Linked DNA regions of Homo sapiens: region 2 is linked to region 1. A link is a contact called in ENCODE Hi-C data. All regions are on one chromosome and are shown on one strand. Each heading gives the region's core, a stretch centred on a gene start or an enhancer-like site at or near the end of the contact. The rest is flanking DNA. Distances are from core to core; before and after follow the strand shown.

What was found. A loop is a pair of places that touch in the nucleus more often than their neighbours do. Pooled maps may share reads with other maps.
Region 2: a pooled map shows a loop between it and region 1 (2.4-fold over the local background). The contact joins the promoter of LINC02122 here to the enhancer-like site in region 1. A Hi-C loop is called at or near these places in 1 of 50 pooled maps.

What each region holds. Positions count from the first base shown.
Region 1 is chr5:74,198,531-74,204,977 of GRCh38, forward strand. No RefSeq gene overlaps it. Among named protein-coding and RNA genes, the nearest start is that of LINC02122, 99 kb to the left of the region's middle. RefSeq lists enhancers at 3,089-3,158, 3,179-3,228. Within about 2 kb of position 2,966, at least 10 of the 41 ENCODE cell types and tissues checked have a DNase peak (open chromatin) inside an H3K27ac peak, as active enhancers do.
Region 2 is chr5:74,100,544-74,106,990 of GRCh38, forward strand. It overlaps LINC02122 (long intergenic non-protein coding RNA 2122), which reads right to left and starts at 2,585. Exons shown (of 3, transcript NR_183289.1): 1 at 2,197-2,585.

The sequences.
Region 1 (6,447 bases), core at 1,716-4,215:
CAGCACGCCTCAATTGGCTGACAGTGTGTAAGCTAGAGCTGGCCAAGAGGAATGATGATAACTAACTGGTCTAATGGGAGTCTTTCTCTGTAAGTCTCTGGACTCAAGAGACAAAGAGAGGCGCATACAGACACACACACACACACAGAAGACATTTGGAAATTGATAGCAGAAAGTAGATATGTAAAGGCAACACAGAGAGAGCAGTCAGAAGTCCTGAGATAATAAGAGCCCTATGAAAGAAACACCAGAGTACACCAAAGTCACGAGTAAGCAGGAGCTAGGAGACAGAAGTGTAGGCAGGTCAACTGCTGACATCAGGAGCAGTGGAACAGAGTAGGAATATGGCACTAGGAATCAACGAGTGCTGATTGCAAAGGAAGCTGCCAGATACAGAGGACACTAGAGTTGAAGTTTATCCAAGCCTTTATTCAGTGATGTTCCTTTCAAATACAAAATTGTTCTGTGAGGAAAATAAATTTCCTTTTGATCGGTTAGTGACAGCATGTTTATTCAGATATAAAGCACACACTGTACATGTTTCCCACCATTTTTCCCACTTAGTAAGTCATACCATGGAAAGACTTTAGTATGTTTCTGCTTAACATCCTGTCGTGGTTGCTGGGCCCACCCTCTTGCTGACATCATTGCCAGAGCTGAAACCCCACAGAATTCTGAGTTCTGAGGAAGCAGCAGCCACAGCCACATAGTCCTGAGCTCTGGGTCCTCACTCAGTGGGCTCCTTCATCTGTCCCTGCCTGGTTTCTGTAAACCCAGCATAGGGCTGTCACAATGTGGCCACAGAAGCCTGGGGCTCCTCCTCAAGCTCACCCCATGGTGATGGTCAATAGCCAGCAGAACAGAGTTGGGCAAATGCCACACAGCCACTCAATCCATTGAGACACTAGGGTGGCAGCAGCAGCAGAGCCATCACGAAGAGACTTGGAGAGGGAGGATGGATAGTTTAGAAACTATGGGGAGGACAATGTTTGCACAAAACTGAGATCACACTGATACCTCAGAATTCCAGCTCATCTCTGAAGATTTTCCTTATGCAACATTCCAAGTAATCCATGAAACAGCCTCAGCCTGCCACCAGCAGCTTTAGCATGAGTGCTCAGAGTGGAGGCTGGAGCAGAAAAATCCATCTCTGCCCTGGGGCCCACATTCCAGTGAGTGTCAGAGAGAGCATGGGCTTTCTCCAGAGGATGCCAAAGGGAGGAATTTCACCTGTGAGCTGCCTCCACCCCATCTTAACTAAAGGAGATGACACTGACTTTATAGAACTGTACTGTGCCTTGTACAGGCGCTCTGGACCACTCTGGACCTGGGCATAAAATAAACAATGTGGCCTCTTTTTCCAGACCCCTGTTGTTGGCAGCCATACATCTCTCATCAGAGTAATCAGTACCCCAGTCTGAGGACCACACGGGGCAAGTCTGTTAATGCTTAGTTAATGGATAAGAAGTATTTGCCCAGACATGCTGTCAACCAGACAGGCATCTTCATGCGAGTGAGGAAAAGAAGGCTCAGAGCAGAACCAGCACTGTCAGGGTGGATGCTTGAAGTCTAGGAAGCAGGAAGGAATCCCTGCCTACCATGTGCTGGGTTTCCATAAAAAACATCATTTAGGCTAGGCACGGTGGCTCGTGCCTGTAATCCCAGCACTTTGGGAGACCGAGGCAGGTGGATCACGAGGTCAGGAGATCGAGACCATCCTGGCTAACACGGCGAAACCCCCTCTCTACTAAAAATACAAAAAATTAGCCGGGCGTAGTGACGGGCACCGTAGTCCCAGCTACTGGGGAGGCTGAGGCAGGAGAATTGCGTGAACCTGGAAGGTGGAGCTTGCAGTGAACTGAGATCGCACCACTGCACTCCAGCCTGGGCGACAGAGCGAGACTCCGTCTCAAAAAAAAAAACAAAAAAACAATCATTTAATAATAACAATAGATGCCCTAAGAAATAAAGCAGGGAAGGGCCTGACAATACAGCTGCAACACACAGAATTAGGAGTGATTAGTAGGAACAAAGGAAGGGCCAGTTAATGTTTTGGGCAAACAGGGTGACTTGACAGGTGCAGCATGTGCTCTGTACATACAGTGGTGGCGAGGGTTAAGAGTGGCCTCCACACAGCATCAGGTTTAGTCATGTAAGATGTGCTTCCAGGACTAATTGACATTTGCTATTATATCCTTTGGCAACAGTGCTCCCTTTGTTAATGTCCTTGAAGGAAATAGAAAACCTTCTGGTTTTGATTTTGCTTCATTGACCCTTCTTTGACCTGCATCTGGTCCTGGCAAGGTGGTGTGTATCTCAGATGCACTTTAGAAGTCATGACCTGAGACTAAACTTAATCCTGGTGGAAAGAGGGGAAGGAAAGTCATGCTGCGGGTTTGTGACCTTTATGTCAATGGCTAGGGGGACAGAGGCACCTCAGTGCTACTCTAAACAAAGGGCTCCCTGAGGTCCCATGCATTTGTTCCGTGCCACCGCCTGCTTTGCCCTTGGGAATAAAGCTCTATCCCTATGTTCCTCTGAAGTTCCCCTTTCCATCAGGGATTACCTGACATGCTTTTCCTTGGAGGACAGAAACCCATCTTTGTGGGGGCTCATGCTATAGAGGCTACAACCCTTCAGAGAGCACTTTCCAAAAAGAGAATTCTAGACGGGAGGAGTCCGCTGTATAATCTGCCCCAACACTTGTTTACCTTGACATTTCCTTCTGGGAGATTTCTGCTATTAAAACATGGAGCTTTGTTCCGGGAAAGAGGTCATCTGCTTGCACGGGAACACTTGTCCACGGCGACAGTCAGACAATGTATTCCTCGGATTTTTCTTCTCCCTGCTCGCTCCAAGGCCAGCAAGGGCTGGTTTTCTTGGCTTTTGGCACTGAAGGCAACAAAGCCTGTGGTGTGCTTGCCAGATTCTGCGGCCACAATTGAGCCAAAGCTGTTCTTGAAATGCTCTTTCCACTTGGGCACACGGCCCTCCCACTCCCACTTCCTGTACCCAAGGGAACCTTCTCCTACCACCTGCTCAGCCCAGCCTCTCTTTCCAGCGCCATCTAGCCTGCTCAATGCAGAGGACTTTATCAGGTCATCTCTGACTCATTTCAAATGGTTATTTATACCACCTGCATTTATAATTAACAGCAAAGGGGAGTTCTTCAGGAGTTGAAGTAGCAACCCAAAGCAGATGTTAAAGACCCCAGAGAATAGAGGCTGAGGGCAGCTGACCTAAAAGAATCTCACTGTGTTTAGGAAGAATGAAGTGAGTGAAATGAAGGAGGCTAGGAAAATGAAGACGGCTAGGGAGGAAGCATGAGAGTGGATCCCTATAGCTCTGTGGCTTCAGAAAAAGGAAATGAATCACTTGGATTTGACTACAGATATTGTATATAAGGTGACAAATTCTGAGAGTTTCCTGAATGCAGGGCCATTTGATTCTCATTCTGGGCTCAGCCTCATCTCCCCCATGGGAACCCCAGCCCCAGCAGCCTGTCACCAACCCAGAGGCTCTGAAGACAGTGGCCCTGGGAGAGACAGGACTTCTCTTTTCAAAGTAAACACTGACAAAAACCACTTAAGATGTCCATGGTCAGGAGATGACACTAAGAGTAATTAAAATCAAATTCTGAATCCTCTTCTAGCACTCACATCACAAATCATGGTGCCAGGAAGGGAAATAGACCAAGTAAACAGGCAATGTCAGGGAAAGGCCTGAAAGTAGGCTCTGAAGACAATGTCAGTCTTTAGAGTGATCCAGTCAGGAGGCAGGACAGCGGGGATATTTATACCCCTGCAACAGTAGGTCCTTAGTTGAGGACACCTCCCAGCAAAATGTAAACTTCCAGGTATGTTCCTACTCTGCTAACATATTGGTTCCAGCAGTCATTGATGTCATTTACAGCATGGAAATTCTCTGGCTAAGAGAAACAGAAGCTGGTTGTTGGGATGAGACTAGACAGGTGCTTGCCAATGGTAGAGGGACCCAGGCATGGGTGGAGCACTGACACCAAGAGCTGTCCCAGATGTCCTCAGGTCCAAAGCTCGTGCTTCCCCACTGGCACATGCCCTTGCCACAGACACGGCTAGAAGGCTATAGGCGTTCTGCATTCACAGGCTGCCATCCTGGAGGCAGGGTTGGTGGGGGCAGGGCCTATTTATAATGCCATCTCAGGGGACAAAGAAGGGGCAAAAACCCATTGTTCTTATGCCGCACAGTCACAGAAAGCCTCAACTTTTAAGCTTGTGGGTATAGCAGAGATAAAATTAGAGGATGGAAAGATGTCACCATTCAATTTTAAATTCCCAGACCCAGACTGTCTCTAAGGCACTATAAATTAATATTTTCTACATTTCCTAAAATTATCTTGTAATTAGCCCATTTATATTGTGTGACACTTCCTTCTGTGATGGGCCATTTTTGGTTTATTTTTAGAATTAATAGATTATGAACAGAATGTAACAATGATTTAAATCATAATAGTTATGATATTCTGTTTTATCAATTTTTAAATTATATTATTTTGCTACAAAATTTTTGATGTCTTGTTTCAGACCAATATTTTTAATAGCGTTTTGTGTATAAACATCAGCAAAGTGTGACATTTCTTATTAAATGAATCATTTTCTTAAATATAAATATTAGGCCACAATTTTCATTAGCTAGTTTTGGTATCTTTCATTGTTAACACACAGGAAACTTTGATATAAGAAGAGGGAAAATGAGCTCTCTGAACTCCTGAGATGGCTGCAGAGACAGCAGAGTTGACACACAGCAGGGGCATAGGCACCTTCCTGGACAGAGAAGAAAGCCCGGGAAGAGGTCAGTCTCAGAAGCAGGAGGTCCTGCACCTCCTGGCCACCACGGCCACAAGCTCTTCAGGAGCTGGGCCCAGAAGTGCAGGAAGGCAACATACGTCCAGGAAATGTTGGTTGGCTAGATGAAAGGATGAAGCGTCCTAATGACCCATGGACGGTGAGGACAGTTCCAGCCCAGGCAAAGGGCCTTTGAATCTGGAGGGGCTAGGCCAGCAGCCTGAATCATCTAGGTTTAAAGACAGCAGAAAGCCTGGCTCACAGCAGTGTGAAAGGACTCCAACCTGGGCACCTTCCCCAGCTTCATGGCCTGGGTTCCAAAGGGATTGACCTCTGACTCTTCATACCCACCTCAGGGGTAGCTGCCTGGGATACCCAGGCTCTGCCTTGGACCCTTGGAAGTTGGAGGAGCCCAGCAGTCTGAAGGAATATGCATGCTCTTGACTCTATTTACAGCTGGTCTCCAAACTTTTTCTCAGTATCTGTATCGGGTAAAAATATATATATATATATATATATATATAAAATATATAATATATAATATATATATATATATTATATATAATATATATATATACACATTCCCAATATTGGCAAGACAGAATTGTGACCTAGCTCATTGAATTCTTAACCCATGATGATATATGTGTAATGGTCTCCAGAGGGGCTATATCAGAATAACTTGATTTCAGTTCTGTTCAGCATGTCACTGGCCCCTTACTGAGTGCCAAGCACTGTGCTGTGTTCTGGGATCCAAAGTCGAATAAGACCTATTCCTTGTCTTGGAGAAGCTTATGATCCTGTGGGGAAAATAGCCCATATCTATAAGGTAAGGGCATAAATCAGGGAGTAAAGCCAGGGTTTAATGCTAGGTCACATGGGAACCTTAGGCTGGAGTGAAGCTCAATTCATCTATCTTTAAGAAGATTGAATATAATTATCATCCCAACTACCGAATGTACTAACGGAAGTGGGAATATCAGAGTGTGAAGGCAAAATCTTATTTTAAGTGCAATAGGAATGTATTTTTAGACTTGAAGCAAGGAGCTCTGGCTTGGGTGGGAGACTTGGATGGAAGTGGGAATTCATACCATTCTCTGCAGAGACCCAAGGGAGGCAAATCCTGAGCCATACTCTCTGGAGACAACATTCCAGTTTCTAAAATCTGATGTAAAGCTCACAGGGTTAGGAGACAGAGATAGGGAGGTAGTGTGCATCTACCCCCTTGGTAGGTGAGCTATGCCTTTGACCCTCTGAACAGAACTTTCAGAAAAAGAGATAGCCAGAAGCTGGTAAACAGGTGCAAAATTACAGCCAGGTAGAAGGAATAAGTTATAGGGTTCCATAACAATGTAGGATAACTATAATTAACAACAATGTATTATGTATTTTCAGATAGCTAGAAGAGGGGATTTTGAATGTTCCTCACACAGAAAAATGACACATGTTTGGGGTGATATATGCTAATTACCCTGACTTCATCATTACCCATTTTATACATGTATCAAAGTATCACACTGTACTCCCAAAATATGGACAATTATGTCAATTAAAAATAATAATAATAATAAGTCCAGAAACAAAGAGTTAAGTCACCAACTATTTTTTCCTTCTTGGTGAATTG
Region 2 (6,447 bases), core at 1,335-3,834, 98 kb before region 1:
CCTGGGATTATGTCTATCAGTTTATCCCCACAGCATGCCAAGATATCTTGCTTGTTAAATGAAATTCATAAGAGGCCATGGTTTTGGACTAGCCTCCTGTGCTAGGCTCCCGCAAATCAGACCAAACGGGAATGGAGTCACTCATGCTAGGTGCCACCTGATCCAACTGAGCTCTGAAACAGGCCAGTTTTTAAAAAAAAAAAGAAAAAAGAAAGAAAAAGAAAGGCCAGGAGAGTCATAGCAACCAATCTCAAGGGGCCCAGTTCACTTCAGCCGGCAAGCTAAAGAAGTCCCCTGGGTTTAAACTATACAAGGAAAATAACTTTGAAACAACCAGTCTGCTTTTCCTTTCACTGTTTCTGCTTTCTTCTGCCTTTTTCTGTCTGTAAAGCCCACCTCCTCTACTCAGCTCATGGGAACACTCATTTTATAGAATGTGGTGTTGCCCGATTCTAGAATTGCAAATAAAAGCCAATTAAGATATTTAAAGCAAATTTGTTATACTTTTGTCTTTTAGTATGCTCATGATAGATTCTCAACAGGGCTCAATCAAGCAGACCTTTGCAAAACTGGGGGTGCCTCTCAGGCTTTGGTGCGTATGCACATCACACGGGGATTTTGTTAAAATGCCGATTATGATATAGAAGGTCTAGGTGGGCCATGAGATTCCAGAATTTCAACAAGCTTCCCAGGAGATGCTCAAGCTGATAGACACTAATGTCTATCATTATTCAGCAAAAAGTCCGAAATGGCTTTTTGCACTTTATGAGTATAAAAAACCCCTTGAGGGCTAAATAATTGATTGGAAAAACAAATCTATGGAGTGCATGTATTTATTTGGTTGAAAGATGGCCTGAAGAGCTTTTTATAAATCTATGACCCTACTGGACCAGCAAGGATTTAGACTAGTCAACTAGGGGGGATTTTGCCACCCAAGGGACATTTGGCAAAAATCTAGAGAAATTTTTGATTATTATGATTGTGTATGTGTGTGAGAAAGAAAGGGAGAGGGAGATACTGGCATCTAGTGGGTACAAGCCAGGGATGCTGCCAAACATCCTACAATGCACAGAGAAACCTCCACAACAAATAATTATCTGGCCCAAATTGTCAATAGTGCCACTGTCAAGAAACTGATCTAAACTAGATTTTTTTTCAGATAATATCTCTCATCTGAACCATAGAACACAGAAAATTATTTTTTTGACTATTTTCTCAATTCTCTGAATTCTAAGTAACTGGTAGTAATCTAAATGCCTAAGAGACAGCTAATTCATTACATACAATGGATGCTTTCGGGAATTCCAGCTTAATTCTTGTCCAGAGCTCTTATTTAAAGCTGGTTGTGGCCAGGCATGGTGGCTCATGGCTATAATCCCAGCACTTTAGGAGGCTGAGGTGGGTGATCACCTGAGCTCAGGAGTTCAAGACTAGCCTGCATGACATGGCAAAACCCTGTCTCTACAAAAAAAATAAAAATAAAATAAAATAAATAATATATATATGCCAGGTGTGATGGCGTGCACCTATGGTCCCAGCTATTTGGGAAGCTCAGGTGAGAGGATTGCTTGAGCCTGGGAGGTCAAGGCTGCAGTTAGCCAAGATCGTACCACTGCACTCCAGCCTAGTGGCTCAAGGGAAGTCAAAACCTCATTGTTTCGTTTTTCTCTCTGCCTCCTTGTTTCCCTCCCTATCTCTTTCTCCCTCCCCCCCTCTACTTCCCTCCCTCCCCCCCTCCCCTTCCTTCATGAGTAGAGGGATCTGAAATGACTTTTTACACTTTATGAGTATAAAAAACCCCTTGAGGGCTAAATAATTGATTGAAAAAACAAATCTATGGAGTGCATGGATTTGTTTGGTTGAGAGAGTCTGAAGAGCTTTTTATAAGTCTGTGACCCTACTGGAGCAGTCTTAATGCAGAGCTGTAGCCAATAAAGCAAGTCCAGCCAAAGGTATTCAAGATCTGTACTTGAGTTTCTTGAACACCACAAAAGGGGTAATAGAACACGACAACATTTCAATACAAAGAAAATGTAAACATTTTGTTTTCTTCATTTTCTCGTATATATAGCTGTTCCCTCCCTTTCTTGATTGAAATACCACTCAATTCCTCCACCAGCCTTATCTAGTCTCAGACCTTTTATATTTCTCCCCAGTTACTCCCAATTCTGTGTCATAAAGGATCAAAAAACCAACCTTGCTGAGAAGAATCTTCCTTCTTTTTATTAGGTAGCAAGTGTAAGACTCAGGATTCCAAGAAATAAGCATCAGCCAGGAGGATTTTCAATAAACTCTTCTAGGTTACATTTCTACTCAAGATACCATTAGGTAAAACTGTTCAGTCTTCTGCTGATGAGACACCTTTTCTTGAATAATTTTGAAGTTCCAAACAGATCTGGAGACCCCAAGAAATAGGTCCACTTAAGGCCACGCTCCATGGACATAACATCCCTATGACTTCTCTCTCTACAAGGTAATCAGCCTTCATCATCAAAAGTGAAAATGACATTGATGAGATGCAATTCATGCTGGAGAATAGGGTCTGGAGGCAGGGCCAGTTTGCACCGACTTCCTAGAAATGAATCAAAAGGAAAACTCCAACTTCCCATGCTTAAGTAACAAAAAAACAGAGGCTACTCCCTTTGCAACCCGCACCCCTTTCTGCATCGCAGATGAGAAATGGCAAGTACCTCTGATTGGTCCCCTTCCTACAACCAATCAGACATCTGCATAGGGTATTACTTGGTAACTTCACTTCAGTCTGACTCGTCACCTTCCACAACCCATTAGACTGGTTGTGGGCCACTCCTTTATTTACATAGGGTGTAAACCAACTAACTACTGGGAAACCTCTAAAGGGTATTTAAACCCCAGAACGTTCTATAACCAGTGCTCTGGAGCCGCTGGCGCCTACTCCCACCCTGTGGGGTATACTTTCGTTTCCACAAGTCTGTGCTTTTGTTGCTTCATTCTTTGGTTGCTTTGTTTAATTTGTCCAATTCTTGGTTCAAAACGCCAAGAACTGGGACAAGTTGTAGTCAAGACCCTCCACCAATAACACAATTACGATTCTTCCTTTCCTATTTGGCAGAGTCAGACTTCCTCTTTTCATAAACAGAAATACGAAGTAGCCAGCAGGCCAAAATTGTCAAAACAAAGAGTGAGAGGTAAAGAGTGAAGAACGCCTGGTGATTTCCTTGTTTCACCTTCTTCCAAGCCTTGCTGTGCCATGTGCTCCTGGTGGCAGGTTACCCAGGAAGGAAGCATTGTAACTTTGTGGCTGACCAGGCAGGATGGTCACACGGCTCCTGACGCAGGCCCAGACGTATTCACGAATCACTCCATAGTGATTCTGATGTGCTGCCAGAGTTGAGAACTAAAGATTAAAGCCCTTGGCTAGTCAGGAGGATTCCATTCCTCCCCAACATGGGCTGTACCCTCATTTAACCAATGCCTTGCCAGCCCATGTTAGATGGATGTGATGGTTAATTGTATGTGTCACCTTGACTGAATTATAGGTGCCCATATTAAACCGTATTTCTGGGTATGTCTGTGAGGGTGTTTCCATATGAGTTTAGCATTTGCATCAGTGGACTCAGTAAATTGCTCTTCCCAAAGTGCATGGACACCATCCATTCGACCGAGTGCCCGAGTAGAACAAAAGTCAGAGAAGGGAGAAATTTGACCTTTTTTTCTCCCAGCCCGCCTGCTTGGGTGGGACATCTCATCTTTTCCTGCCCTCTGACTGGGATTTATACCATCTGCTCTCTTGGTTTCCTGGCCTTCGGACTGAATCTGAATTATACCACCAACTTTCCCAAATCTCCAGCTAGCAAAACAGCAGACAGTGGGACTTCTTAGCCTCCACAATCATGTGAGCCAGTTCCTCGTAATAGCTCTGTGTGTGTGTGTGTGTGTGTGTGTGTGTGTGTGTGTGTGTGTGTGTGTGTAAGGTCTCCTATTGATTCTGTTTCTCTGGAGAACCCTAATACAATGGACATCCTGTCTCTTCTAAGAAAACGGTGAGCCACATGCACCCCACAACACACACACACACCTTCCTTTGGTTTCCAGTTGTCTGGCATTTACCTTGGAGCAGAGCTTAAGTCTTTACAGTTGCGTAATTTAGGAGCACACACAAAAATGATGTTAGCAGAGAATATTTGCTAAGCAAATTAACAGTGCAAATAAGATTAGAGGGAGGTAAGGAGTATGTTTAAATGTTGAAATGCTTGAGGACAAACTGTGCTCAATCATCTTAAAACCATCCATTAATATGTAAGTAATTTAAAATTAATTGCAAATGCCTTTGCATTTAATTGCAGGCTATGCATTGTTGGAATGTGTGTGTGTGTGTGTGTGTGTATGTCTGTGTAATTGCTAATATATTTAGATTTCTAAAAGGTATATATATATTGTTAAAATAAGTAAATGACTGCTTTCCAACTGTTCTATGATTCACACATTTATATCACAAACATCCTCAACATACCAGTTTGTATCTATGGATTTGAATGAAATGGCATGACCACTACGGCCCGTATTTTGGAAACAGCAAGCCCCCGACTGTTCTTACAGCACCTTGCAAGATCCCCCACATACATATGGAACTTCCCAAAGAGTAATTTTCATCCATCTGTGAGTCACCTTAGGGGCACTGCCTGTCACTGCCTCTGCTATCCAAGTTCGGCCCCAAAGGGCCTCTGCTGCCTGTCCCACCACGGCCCTGACCTCCAGCACCTGCCTTGGCCTCTGCTGTTTTGCAGCTGCAGTCTCCTGCAGATTCTGTCTCCCTGAACCACATTCTTCCCTTTGACCTGGACCCCTTCCAAAGGGCGTCTTCCTGGCCCAGGTTCAGCTAATTCACTCTGGCCAACAGCACTATCAGTCACCACAAGACCCTGACAGCCTCACAGTCTCGTGTAAATTAGAAAGGAAAATATTCACTGCTTCTATGTCACCTTCAGATGGGTATGTCCCACAGCATGGTTCCTTGGGCCTCAGATTATTACCAGGTTGATTGTAACACCTGTCAGTTCACACTCCCAGCCCCTATTCTTCAAGGAATGGAGAAATGCCACCAAGGCAGCAGGGATGTGAAGATTCCATATCCAGATACCATGCTGTGTGTTCCAGAAATACCAACTCCACTCCAAACAGCAGGCTGACTCTGTGGCTGAGTCTGGCTGGCCAGGCCATATTTATCTTTTTAATTCCATATATTGAATTTTCCCTTCAGGAATCTACTCTTTCTCCCCTCTACCCATGGACCGCCCCCCCTCCCCCAACCACCTCAACCTTTCTAAACATGTTTGCACACATTTGAATCTCATTGAGGACATGGTTCAGGCAGGAACTTACCTCCAGTTTAATCCATTGCTGCCAGTAGATTTGGGAGTAGGAGTGGGGTGGGATGGGGGCAGAAAAGGGTGAGGTATTGATATTCAGCACTTTTCATGATCAAATACAGACACTAAAAATGAATTCATATAAGCATTTTCCTTAATCTACATCAGTGAGGAAACAAACTTCAGAAGTTCACTCATTTCTTCCCCTCATCAACTTTTAAGTTCCAGGGTACATGTGCAGGATGTGTGGGTTTGTTAGAGGTAAATGAGTCCCATGGTGATTTGCCCCACAAATCAATCCATCGCTTAGGTATTAAGCCCAACATCCATTAGATATTTTTCCTTATGTTCTCCCTCCCCTTGCCCCAGTGTGTGTTGTTCCCCTTTTGTGTCCATGTGTTCTCATCGTTCAGCTCCCACTTATAAGTGAGAACATGTGGCATTTGGTTTTCTGTTCATGTGTTAGTTTGTTGGGGATAATGCCTTCCAGCTCCATCCATGTCCCTGCAAAGGACATGATCTCATTCCTTTCTATGGCTGCATGGTATTCCATGGTGTATATGTACCACATTTTCTTTGTCCAATCTATTGTTGATGGGCATTTGGGTTGATTCCATGTTTTTGCTATTGTGAATAGTGCTGCAATGAACATATGTGTGCATCTTTATAATAGAATGATTTATATTCCTTTGGGTATATACCAGTAATGGGATTGCTGGGTCAAATGGTATTTCTGCTTCTAGACCTTTGAGGAATCATCACACTGTCTTCCACAATGGTTGAACTAATTTACACTCCCACCAACAGTGTAAAAGCATTCCTTTTTCTCTGCTACCTCACCAGCATTTGTTTCTTGACGTTTTAATAATTGCCATTCTGACTGGCGTGAGATGGTGTCTCCTTTTGGTTTTGATTTGCATTTCTCCAATGATCAGTGACGTTGAGTTTTTTTTTTTCATATGTTTGTTGGCTGTATGAATGTCATTCAGAAGTTCATTCTACAGTACTCATAGACTTCTACACTAGGAGCATGAGAGAAAATCCAAGTGTATTGGGGTAACATTTTGAAAAATTAAGGTATATATTTTCCATTACATAT